Regions from separate parts of the Homo sapiens genome. Here regions 2 and 3 are each linked to region 1. Evidence: chromatin loops called from intact Hi-C (ENCODE). Cell type or tissue: B cell. All regions are shown on one strand.

Evidence for each region. A loop is a pair of places that touch in the nucleus more often than their neighbours do. Peaks named below come from ENCODE experiments on the same cell type or tissue, not always from the same donor. Only the 100,000 strongest peaks of a DNase experiment are listed, where the experiment ranks them.
Region 2: it touches region 1 in a loop (6-fold over the local background); 10 of 110 quality-filtered maps call a loop at or near these places.
Region 3: a loop joins it to region 1, with 2.0 times the contacts of the local background. A loop is called at or near these places in 8 of 110 quality-filtered maps.

Annotation. Positions count from the first base shown.
Region 1 is chr14:89,303,296-89,307,295 of GRCh38, forward strand. All of the region lies in intron 3 of FOXN3 (forkhead box N3), which reads right to left. Among named protein-coding and RNA genes, the nearest start is that of FOXN3-AS3, 45 kb to the right of the region's middle. RefSeq lists enhancers at 421-490, 521-580, 681-880, 1,794-2,063. In B cell, no CTCF peak of the experiment used is centred here; DNase peaks (open chromatin) are centred at 846, 2,176 and 2,896; H3K4me3 peaks cover 1,931 bases; H3K27ac peaks cover 4,000 bases.
Region 2 is chr14:89,363,569-89,367,568 of GRCh38, forward strand. All of the region lies in intron 2 of FOXN3 (forkhead box N3), which reads right to left. FOXN3-AS3 (FOXN3 antisense RNA 3) reads left to right here. Exons shown (of 2, transcript NR_188029.1): 2 at 826-1,440. Among named protein-coding and RNA genes, the nearest start is that of FOXN3-AS3, 15 kb to the left of the region's middle. RefSeq lists an enhancer at 1,897-1,946. In B cell, no CTCF peak of the experiment used is centred here; DNase peaks (open chromatin) are centred at 1,613 and 2,838; H3K4me3 peaks cover 1,693 bases; H3K27ac peaks cover 3,707 bases.
Region 3 is chr14:89,239,083-89,243,082 of GRCh38, forward strand. All of the region lies in intron 4 of FOXN3 (forkhead box N3), which reads right to left. Among named protein-coding and RNA genes, the nearest start is that of FOXN3-AS3, 110 kb to the right of the region's middle. In B cell, no CTCF peak of the experiment used is centred here; a DNase peak (open chromatin) is centred at 2,399.

The sequences.
Region 1 (4,000 bases):
TCCTCCTGTCTTCTTCCTGCCTCCCTCCATGCTGAGAGCAGATCCTATCTGTCTTATGCTGTCTCCTTTCCATGAAACACAGGGTATTATAAGTTAGTTATTTATGGAGCTAGACTGTGAGCTCTCTGAAGACACTGACGATCTGATTCAGCTCATGTCCCCAGGAGCTGGCATGGAGTAGGTGTTCAATAAACATCTGCTAAAAAAAAAAAACAAAAAAAAAACTAGCCCTATAAAGTATATAGGGCTGGTATTATGATCCTCATTTTGCAGCTAAGAACACTTAATTCAGAAAGGAAAAGTCACTTAATGAGGGTCGCATGGCTAGTAAGTGACTCATGCTCTCTTCATTGCCATGATGCTTACATAACTACCTCCCGTTTCCTGCTGTCTCTTGAGTTTGGTGATCTACAGAAAAGAAAAGGAAAACTGAAGAAACAATACAAACACTTCAAAAGTTTAATGGATGTTTCTGAGCATCTATACATCGCCTTCTTCTCAGAACAGACATTGAGGACAGTCCTATAATTCACTATTATCAGTGTATCTACTTTAACTTGGAGCCCAGGCAACCAAGCACTAAATTAACACTGCCCTGTCTCTGCAAAGGTGATGGGGGACAAGACGCCTTGTAACTTTGAAGAAGAGATTTACACACCCCTGTGTCTCCCATATAAATGGACTCAAGAGCTGCAGCAGTCCATAAATGATCCTTTCTTTCCACTGTTGATAGTTGAAGGCAGCCGTTTCCAGCTTCTTGCCGGTGATCACTCTGCTAAAAATAGCTTTGATGCTGTCACATGCAAACTTGAACAGAACCTGAAAGCAGTTCCCCTTTTAGTTCTGAGCTGGTTCAACTTTAAAAGAGAGGCAGCTGTGAACACACTCCAGCGTGTTTACATGATGCTGAAGTAGTTCAGCTCGTAGTAAAAATACCACTGAAAAGGGACAGGCTTGGGTTTGCAGCCTCTGCTGACGACATTTCTTCCTGCTGAGCTGGAGCCCGGGAAGGGGCGGGAAGGGGCGGTAAGGTTAGCAGGGAAAATCCAAAATGTCCAGTTTGAAGGGGAAAGTGGCTGTGAGCAGAACCGCGGTGAAGACAGGAGAGAGATGTTTGTTGAGATGTGAGATTTCTGACTATGGTGGAGGTGGGGGCAGGAGAGGCGGCAAAGATCATATAGAAAAGAGAACTTAGACAACAGGGGGTGCTTTTTAAAAATTCTGTTAAAAATATCTAAGGGCTGTTTTTTTAGAAATCAAGGAAACAAAGGATGAAATACATTCAACATCTTGGCCATTCATTTGATACCTTATGTTGGTTTGCTGGGCAAATGGATGATTCTGGATGTGTTCTGAAAACTGGGCCCAAAACTAAGGATAAAGCAGAGTATGGGCTTGGAAACCAGAGAAAACCTGGGCATTCAACCCGGCTGCTCCTCGTCTGGCCCCCATAAAACTTGGCTTAAGCACTGGTGTCTCCCAGACCTTCTGCACAGAGCTGGGAGTTAAGTGAGAAAATACACACCGAAGTGCCTGGTGGAGCGGGGGACCCTGACCCATAATAGACAACGTCCTTTAAAAACATATACCCAGAGGAGAGGAAGCTGACAGTGATCTGCGGACAAATCTGGAATACAGTGTAGTTTCTTAAAAAAAAAAAAAAAAAAAGTACCAACCAAATAAATAGTGTTTTTTCTTCCTTCTTAATTCTATGTGGCCAAAGCATGACTCACACTATATTTGCTTATGAAATGAGAATTCATTTTACGAAGTTGTCCTAGAAAACTTACGCTGAGCCCGGCTGATCTGGAGGGGACGAGAGGAAGGCCTGGCCAGCACCAGGACGGATCACACAGGCCGGGTGCTGGTGTCTGTACCCACTGAGGGCCACTAGGAGATGGGAACTGAGGTCATCGATGGTGAACTCGCGGCTCCTGCTTAAGAACCAGAATCCTGACTTCAGACGTTTATGCTGGAGCTTCACATATGTTTCAGAACCCATCGTTCAACAAAAACCTCAGATTCATCTTAAGAGCCCTTGAGAAAAGGACGCCTCTATGACATCACTGTCCTACCCGATGAGTTTCAGTACCATGAGCAGATGACATGTGACCCAAGTACGAAGTGAGCAGGTTCTCTAAACAAGCTATAAATTTGAGCAGCACACTGAGGTTATATTAGCATAGGAATTTATCACGTAAGTTATATGTTTGAACAACAGAACAGACTTAACATACTGCTGTATCTTTAACTATCATTTTTTGTTAACAAGACAAAAGAATTTACAGTTTCTGCCAACTGTTTTGTTGGCCCCTAATACCACGATTAGCTGTTGCCAGGCAACCATGAAGCATGCTTCCTCCCAAATCAGGAAGACCCACTGCTAAATCTAGACTAATTATAAAAGGAGACAAATATTTAAAAGCCTTATATTTATGAAGGATTTGGGAGGTGCCCTGATAAGAATGATTCTTATTAAACGGATCTAACTAAATACAATGCATATGTCTGCAGTGCATTGTCACAGGTTTTGTAAAACAATTTAGGAAAACTGAATGTTTCTGCAACTTTCCTAATTTCCCTCAATAGGATACTAAACAAAACCAGGTGTTTATAATTTGTGGAAGCATGTCTTTTGCCTACTTCTCTAAGAATAAGGATGAAAAGAAGCAGCTGAGAGACCTAAGCCTTTTAAAATACATATATATTTGCAAAGAAATTATGAGAACACCACCACCATTTTCACAACCCTTACAGAGCTATGTGCATATAATGCTCAGCAGCTTTCCTCTCAAGTTTCTGCCTTTGTCTGCATTCTCAATTCCCTCTATTTCAAGAGTCATTTAGAATTCTCTGTGTGGAGAAGAGTTTTTCAGTCCCTGAGGCGAGCCTCCTTGCCATCAGCACTAAACTGCTGGTGGCAGGCTCCAACAACCGGAGTTCTAATGTCTAGAGACCCTGCTTCATCCCCAAGAGGGGAGCTGAAGAAACAGAAAAGCTCAACACACACACACACACTCACAGACACACAGACGCATGCACACACACACACACACACACTTTGGTTCTCTTTTTTTTTTTTGAGACGGAGAGACGGAGTCTTGCTCTGTTGCCCAGGCTGGAGTACAGTGGCACCATCTCGGTTCACTGCAAGCTCCGCCTCCTGGGTTCACGCTATTCTCCTGCCTCAGCCTCTGAGTAGCTGGGACTACAGGCGCCCACCACCACGCCCGGCTAATTTTTTTGTATTTTTAGTAGAGACGGGGTTTCACTGTGTTAGCCAGCATGGTCTCAATCTCCTGAACTCGTGATCCGCCCGCCTCAGCCTTCCAAAGTGCTGGGATTACAGGCGTGAGCCACCGCGCCCGGCCCATTTTGGTTCTCCTTCATATGCAAAGTGGAGTTTTCTCCCCAAAAGACAAAATTCTGACTACAAAGTCAGAACTAGGACGGGGGTTGGCAAATTATGAACCAAACTGTACTAGCTGGAAGCTAAGTATGGCTTTGACATTTGGTAATGGTCAGGGAAAAAAGAATCAAAAGAAGAATATTATTTCTTGACAAGTGAAAATTATATGAAATTCAAACTTCAATGCCATAAATAACATTTTATTGGGACACAACACACTCACTTGTTTATGTGTACGTCTATTTTGTGCTAAACAGTTACTACATGACCCTTCATAGAAAAAGTTTGCAGAAGCCTGAAGTGGAAGACAGAGTAGTGACATTTTAATCTTGAAAAAGAAATTGATTTTGGATTAACTTTAAACGCGACCAAAACAAAGCAAATAGGCCATGTCCCACCCAATGGCCTGAAACCTAGGTTGCTCTGAGTGTGTGTGTTACTCAGTGACTGTCCTACCAAAATTTCCAGAAAACAGTCCCTGTGGAACGCTAATCTAATTATTATTAAATGTAATAATCATTACTTGGAAGCTTTCTGATTTCACTAACCCAATCCTCTCTCCACCTCCACACACAAATTCAAAATGTTTTT
Region 2 (4,000 bases), 60 kb after region 1:
AATACCATCTTCTCCAAAAGTCATTTTGGGCTTAAATGGGATGATGACGTATACAATATACCTAACACCATACTCAGCATGGGAAAGGCAGTTAATCCACTTAATTCTCCTCTCTGTCAAGGGACGTCACAGTAGAAGTTAGGTGGTACTAGCAGAAGAACAAACAGAACAGAGCCAAGTTATTCACCATGAACTTACAGCCTCTGCTTCAAAATATGTAAGGAAGGAAGGCCAGGTGCAGTGGCTCATGCCTGGTCACAGGACTTTTGGGAGGCTGAGATGGGAGGACTGCTTGAGCCTAGGAGGTCAAGGCTGCAGTGAGCTATGATCGAGCCACTGTACTCCAGCCTGGGTAACTGAGCAAGACCCTGTCTGTAAAATATATATATATATATATATATATATATATATATATATATAATATATATATATATTCTTCCATATCAAAATGTTTAGCAAGTGACTGATTCCTGAAGGCCCTTCATTTTCTAAAATTCTATCATTTACAGTCTAACGACATTGGGGAAATGTTTACACTTCAAAAATTTAAAAAGAAAACCAGCCAAGTACATAAAAGAGGGAAGAAGAGAGGCAAAAAGAACAAAACTGATTACAAAGAATTTTTTTCTAGATACCTTATTGTCTATTCCCATAACAAGATCGACAATTACTCCAGCAGTTTAGATTAAAAAAGAAAAAAAAAAGATTGCTGTAATAACTGAGAGAAAGTTTCAGTTTTATGTCCAACCTTGCTCTCTAATAGTTTCTTTTTGTTTGTTTTTTTGTTTTGTTTTTGTTTTTGTTTTTGTTTTTGTTTTTTTTCAGAAGGAAAGATGGAAAAGAGAAGTTATCATTTCTTTCTCAAGATCCTGGCCCCATGAGCCTCAGTGTAGCCCTAGTTCCTGGGATCAGCACCAACAGGCAGGGAGGAGAGGCTCTGGCGCCCTGCAGACAGCACCAGGTTCTTGGCATCAGGAGCTGGATACAGAGTCCCTGATAATCCCAGCCACAGAATATTTCAAACTCACCGACATGTCCTCTAAATATCAGATATGAAAAGGCTTCCACTCTTGCACCTGTCTTGCTATTATTTTACAGATGTGTTCTAAAAGCTATAAAGACGGAAATCACTATTAGTGTGTCACTTATGTGATATTCAGACACCTGAGCTCTGTGATGATTTTAATGCCCCACAGGTCTTTCAGAAATCCACCTCATATACCTCAGAACGCCCCTCCATCTGCAAGGGAACGCATGTGGAACAGGTGGAGAAGGAATTCTTTTAGGCCCATGGGTAGAATTGTAAGGACTCTTGTAAATGCTTCTTCTGTAGTAGAGAAGCTGGACGGTATGTGTGTGTGCTTATGCGTGTTTGAATGGACGCAGGAAAAATCAATAATCTGCTTGCATCAACACCTAAATAAAACCAAAATAATCCCATGATTTGCCTAAAACCAAATTAATCTCTAGGAAAAGCCTGCTGTGACAGAGTTGTGTGGGGGCGGGAATTACAAAAGAAACGCAGAATTTCCCCGAGCTTCCGCTTTGCAGGAATCTCTGTTCCGTTACTCACTATTTTGAGAGAGCCCTGCTTCTTCCTCCTTCTCCCCACCACACGTCAATGTCATTTTCACAGGGGGGAGGCTACAGGAAGCACACATCTGCAGTGTGTCACCTCCCGAGGCTGACAGATCTACTCAGTATTTGTTTGGGTTGAAAATAGTTATTTTTTTGTACTCTCTACACTATTGTTTCCCAAGTGCCAAAAGCAGTCAAGAGCTAGCACGCTAACAACGATCAATCATAAAATGATCATGAAAACATCCAAATTATATTGACTTTGAAATACTGTCAAACTCTACACTGCTAAGTTCTAATAAAGAAAAGGAAACAGAAACACACCCCTCATACTCCAAGTCAGAAGGCCAAAGAGGTGGCATCTTTAAAATCACTATCTAGCTAAATCGGTTTTATCCAACTAAATCTTAGGATCCTCCCAAATTAGTTTTACCACTCTGTCTTGGGAGGGCCTTTAGCAAATAAGGGTTTAACTCTTCTTCTCCATCTGAAACCTCATCGCATGACATAGGCTGACTAAAAAGGGTAGAGGCACAGAAGCATTTAAAAAAACTTCAAACACATGCAAAACACACAGGAAGCTAAAAAGCGGATCGTTTTATATACTTCTAATAGCTGCCATGCTATGCCACTTCAAAGAGTCAAACTATTACTCAAATGAACTCAATATATTATGTGGCATGAAGCCATAAACTCTCACGTACACACAAAGTACACATGGAGAGATTTTAAAATTTAACATGAAAGTTAAATAATTATTACAGAGAAACATAAAGTAACTAGAATAACTAACATAAAGTTATTCTGTAATAACTTTATTATAGGCCGAGCCCAGTGGCTCACGACTGTAATCCCAGCACTTTGGGAGGCCGAGGCGGGTGGATCACGAGGTCAGGAGATTGAGACCATCCTGGCTAACATGGTGAAACCCCGTCTCTACTGAAAAATACAAAAAAATTAGCCTGGTGTGGTGGCGGATGCCTGTAGTCCCAGCTACTCGGGAGGCTGAGGCAGGAGAATGGCATGAACCCGGGAGGCGGAGTTTGCAGTGAGCCGAGATTGCACCACTGCACTCCAGCCTGGGCGACAGAGCGAGACTCCGTCTCAAAAAAAGAAAAAAAAAAAAACTTTATTATAGAAAAAAACATGCACATTTGAAAAGTTTTGTCTCCTGATAGGAAACAGGAATGTACAATGATGTGGTAAACTTGTCTGGAACGTGGGCATGTTCCTCTTTTTTTCTAACAGTTGTTTGTATCACACCCACAATCTTAAAGTCGAAATTGCATAAGCAAATTACAAAGAGGATAAATGGTAAAGTAAAAGACATACATTAAATTGCCCTCTTCGTGCCTTTTTTAAAAAAAAGTTTGAAAGGCAAGCTGACAGTGCTAGTAGGGATGAGGGGAAATAAAATTCACCACTCATTGCATTTACATAAATAATGTGTTTAAATACATAAATATTCATTTTTAAAGCTCAAGGCCTAGTAAAAGAATTTCTAAGCATATTGAATGAAGTGGAGGGGGCAGCTGACAGCCAGCTCTGACTTCAGGCTGCAACTGGGCGCGCACTCCTTCCAGTACCTCCACTTTCTTTAAGGTGATTTCCATGCTGCACACAGTAACAAACGAGTCAGGTTTTATGGACGGCAATAAAGGTAACGTGGGCCTGACACATGGATGCCCTTGGTTGGATTACAACTGGCCCACCTACTGCCACTTTATCTTCTGGTTGTCCGTAGTTACTCATCTATTTTTAAATGTTCCAATGTGATCTTATCAAATTGGCACATAATTTGATCACCATATTTCCATAACTGGAAGTTGTTCAAAGTACCTGGCCAGGTAACAGTGACAGGGTGTGTGTACTAAGCCAGAGAGCTTCAGTTATGATTTTTTTATTTTAATAAATAATCATGAGCCCTTCTCTCTCAGTGAAACACAGACACTGGGTTGTTTGGTGTTTGTTCTTGCGGAGTGGCCATTGGCCACGAGATCACCAGTCACCCATCTTCCCTAATTTTCAACAGGGAACTTTCCTGGGAGTTCCTGGGTTGTGAGCCTGGCTTTTAGCCACAGCATCCGGCCAACCAACACATCCACTTTTAAGGAGACACTGCCTCTACAGTGCCTCTCAATTCTAGAACAAGCACTCACTCCAACCATGAAGCAGATCCCTTTCAACAAAGGGTGTCTAACACCGACTGCACCCTGATGTGGCGGCACCCGGCTCCAAAGATAAATCCGAAACCATCTCCGACCCACATGTGAGAAGCTGCAGGGACCAAATAACATTGTCAGTGTTATCGATTCCTCCAGCGTTCTTGTCAGCGCTGGGTAAGATATGGACAAAGCACCCGGGAACCAGAGGATATGCCCGAGGTTGCCAGGGAGAGGACAGGGGTGCCAGGGAAAACTGC
Region 3 (4,000 bases), 64 kb before region 1:
AACAGTTAGATGTAATTCACTCCGCCCCCCTCTTCCCTCAGAGCTTTTTCAGCAAGGAGCAGAGAGTGTTTCCTGTCAAGCCAGCGGAACCACAAGAGCTGAATTGGTATCTCCAAGCAGGCAATTTTCCTAGTTGTAAATAACCAGCAGTTTTGTGGGAATCAATTAGGAGGTTCCCATCTCTTCTTTGGAAGTCTTATTTCAGCCATCCATCTTCCTTTGTTAATTTCGTAAGCGGGGTTTAAGAGATCCAGAGAGAAAGATCTATTTTCTGTCCCTCAGATTTCTTGGAGGGGGGAGGAGCGGTTTTTACATCTTTCCCATTTAGAATTCAAGTAGAGTACTTTCAAGTCACTCTCCCTTTTCAAGGCCAGGAAACTGCATGGGATTTATGTACTATGTCTAGCAACAGAGGTGCAAGGCCTGAAAGAAAATTATAGAGTCACAAGGCAAATGAAATAGACATAGGTGCAAAGAAGCTTTTATTGCAAAGATGCAGATGGCCTGCACACCAAATTGCATCCTTTGGAGCGGGTTCCTGAAGTCAAAGTCCAATATAACATGGTTGCCGCATTAACCAATTGTTCAGTCTTAGCCCATGCCTCTACTGTCAATCGTTTTATTTATGGTGATGATAATAACAGTCATATCAATGATACTAATATTAGAAGCTACCAATTATTGAAAACCAATCATGTGCTAGCTACTTTAAATATATGGTTCTTCTATTGCTCACAACCACCTTGCAACACCAGTCTTATGATCCTATTTTCTAAATGAGGAGACTGAGACCCAGAGAAGGTCACATGACCCATGAATTCTGGAGCCAAGAGGGTCTGCACCCAAGTTTATGTCTGGAAGACCAGTGGTTGTAAAGACAATCTTGTCCCACAAGGCCATGCTCTCCCTCTTGTTCATCCAGCAGTGACTGGTCAAAGCTCCACTCTGTGTGGAGCAGACACATCCCTTTACTAAGTATCAAAAAGATAAGTACAGAATGAGCCTTGCTGAAAACTTGCCATGGCCACACCTCAAAAACATGGAGAAGGGCCTTTTACTGGGTACCCAGACTTCTCGATGGACACACGATGGGTCTCAGCAAACCTCCAATCAGATCACTTTCCCCAGAACTGACCAGCACTTGGATCATTATCTCTTTGGAAAATATGATGTAACAAGAAAAAGCAATTCAATAGGAAAAAAAAAAAATGAGCATGGGGCATGAACAGAAACTACACAGAAAAAGAAATACAAATGGACTTCCTTTCCAGTTAAGGAAATAAATAACAACAGAATATCACTTTTAACCAATAGTGAAGACATGTGTGCAAAGATACATGCAGGAGTATTCACTGCAACACTGTTTGTATAATGCCCACTACCAGTGGTGGCTTGAATACATCTGGTACAACCATACAGTGAAATACTCTGACATCAATAACAAGGATGAATAAATCTGTATGCACTGATACAGAGAAAGCTACATGATAAAAAAAAGTCAGGATAATGCACATGGCCTGTGCCCATCTGTGTAAACATCCACACACATCCAGGGCTGTGTAAAGGCATCAGCTGTCAAATGATACAGAGGAAACTGGTCATCGTGGTTACCTCCGGGGAGGAGGTTAGGAAGCTGTACTTCCTTGACAAGAGAATGCCGTACTTTTCACTATATATCTTTTGGTATAATGTTTTTTATTACTATTTTTTTAAACAACATACTAAAAAGAAAAGGAGAAAGGGCCTGAGTGGAGCAGTAACCTGCCTGGGGTCCCACGAATGGCCCAGGGGTAGGGCCGGGCCTGGCTCCCAGGACTCCCAGCCCAGGGTTCTTTCCACTGCAGCAGCATGTGTATAGACAGTTTGATTTTATTCCCTCTACGCCTCACTCAATACTTGCCACCCACAATAATCACTCTTGGAAAAACTGCACCCACTTCCCAGTGATTTTATTAGTTAGCAGTGACTCTGACAAGCCTCCATTTTCCAATTAGCGCTACCCCCCATATCACTGACACTGGCATCCTCTGAGTGACATGTAGTGGCTGAGCCAGACACTCCCTAACCAAAGTGACACAACGGCATTGCTCTTCGATGGCCTATGGCTCCAAGTGCAACCCAAACGTTTAGACCGATTTTAGATTTCTGTATAGATAGCTCATGCCAAGCTTAAGTTCACACGAATGTTCACAAATATTACTTGGCCTGTAAATTATTCCCAGCAAATTTTCCATTTCAGGCCAACTTCTACTCAGCCACTTCCCTATTAACTATCTACTGCTCTCTGTGCATGCTCATGAGGTGGCCACCGTGAGCTTGTGAAAATTCAACCCAAAGCCACCATGGTGGCTGAATGAGACAGACACACGTGGGTTCTGCATTTTGGGCTCAGCCAGCATCAGTGACCCAGCTTCCTCCTTTCTGGCTGTGTGACATCAGGTGATACACTTACCTTCCAATCTCAGTTTCCTCCTATGTAAAGCGGAGTGCCTCAGGAAAGAACCAGAAAGCCTGCTGGTTCTGTGGAAACAGTAACTGGAGTTGTTCATACCAATGATTCCTTTTCTCCCACTAGGCAACAGACAGTTGATTATAAATAGTTTTTTGGGATTCTCTTCAGAATCCCACGCTCCTGCCCTCAGTGTCAAGGCTCTGGGATACAGCACGTGGAACCCTGGAGAAGCATGAGAAGTTGCCACTGGAGGCTAGATAAGAATCTGGAGTCTCTGTCTCTCTCAAGAAAACAGAAAATGGGGCTCTGTTTGGGGTGTCTATCCCACTCGCAATGGGGGGCCTCTTCCCCTCGGAGCTCTGCCTCTCCCCACCCATGGAGAAAGCCCCTGGCTACCACGTTTTTTCTCCATGCTGCTGCTCCCCCGGACAAGGCGTCAGGACCAGGTAGGTCACATGCTTTCAGTGACTCCATTCACAGAACTTCTGTTGCTCCTGGGAAGTGGGCACTGGAACTGAAAGACAGCCAGGCCACCTGAGCTATTCTCTTCCATGGAGGATATTTGGCTTGAATGCCACAAGGTGACCACTGATCATCCTGCACATGGCATTAGAGAAAACAAAGAGAACACAGAAAGTGACAGAGAGAAGGTACGAGTGGTGCCCGCGTTCCTGGCAGCCTTCCAGGTTCCAGTCTTGATGACCGCCAGCTATTATACATGCTTGGCCTTGGGGTCCTGAGAGACCCACAGTACTTCCTCCAATAGATTCCCTGCCCTCATATATATATATATGCATTTCTTCCTAAACTTGTTGCTTTCTGTTACTTGCAACCAAAAGAAGCCTAAAATATTCTGATTCCTATCTGTATAAATCTCCATCAGTATTTGAGAATGGCCTGAAGGTGGCACTTTCCATTCTGAGACAAAGAATTACTATAAAAATGCTGAATTTGTGGCATTACCTTTATTTTGCCTGATTGCATTACTCAAACAGAAAGAGCTATGAATAATAATAATAATAACGATACCACTAAAGTAAAATATTTGACACTCACAAGATTAAAAGCTGAATACAGTAATCTTCTCATAATCATCACGGGATATGCAGCACTTAATCAACAATTACACTGGGAAAATGCCCGCGACTTAATGCTTAAGTACCGGGAAAAGGCAAAGGAGAAAAGTAGGAAATCAATGCAAGGGGAGCAAGAAGTGTATCCAATCTAAATACTGCATGTATTATGATAACAGAGTTCTACATTTTCCTATCAAGGCTATGCAGAAAAATAATAAAAACAATCCAAGAATACACACCCCAAACCAAAACACTCTCGTGAAAGAGCTATTTTTAAAAATCACTTAGAATATTCATCTGATGGTGACACAGTCCATTAATCGGGGTGCTTATTTTTTCTTAACAGCTTTATTAAGGTGTAATTTACACATTCTTTATGCCCAAGTTTCTTCCCCGAGTCCTGCCCCCTGATGGGAGACGGAAGTGGAATGGCCCATGCAGGAAGCCAGAGCCTGGTGGAATAAGAGGCAGC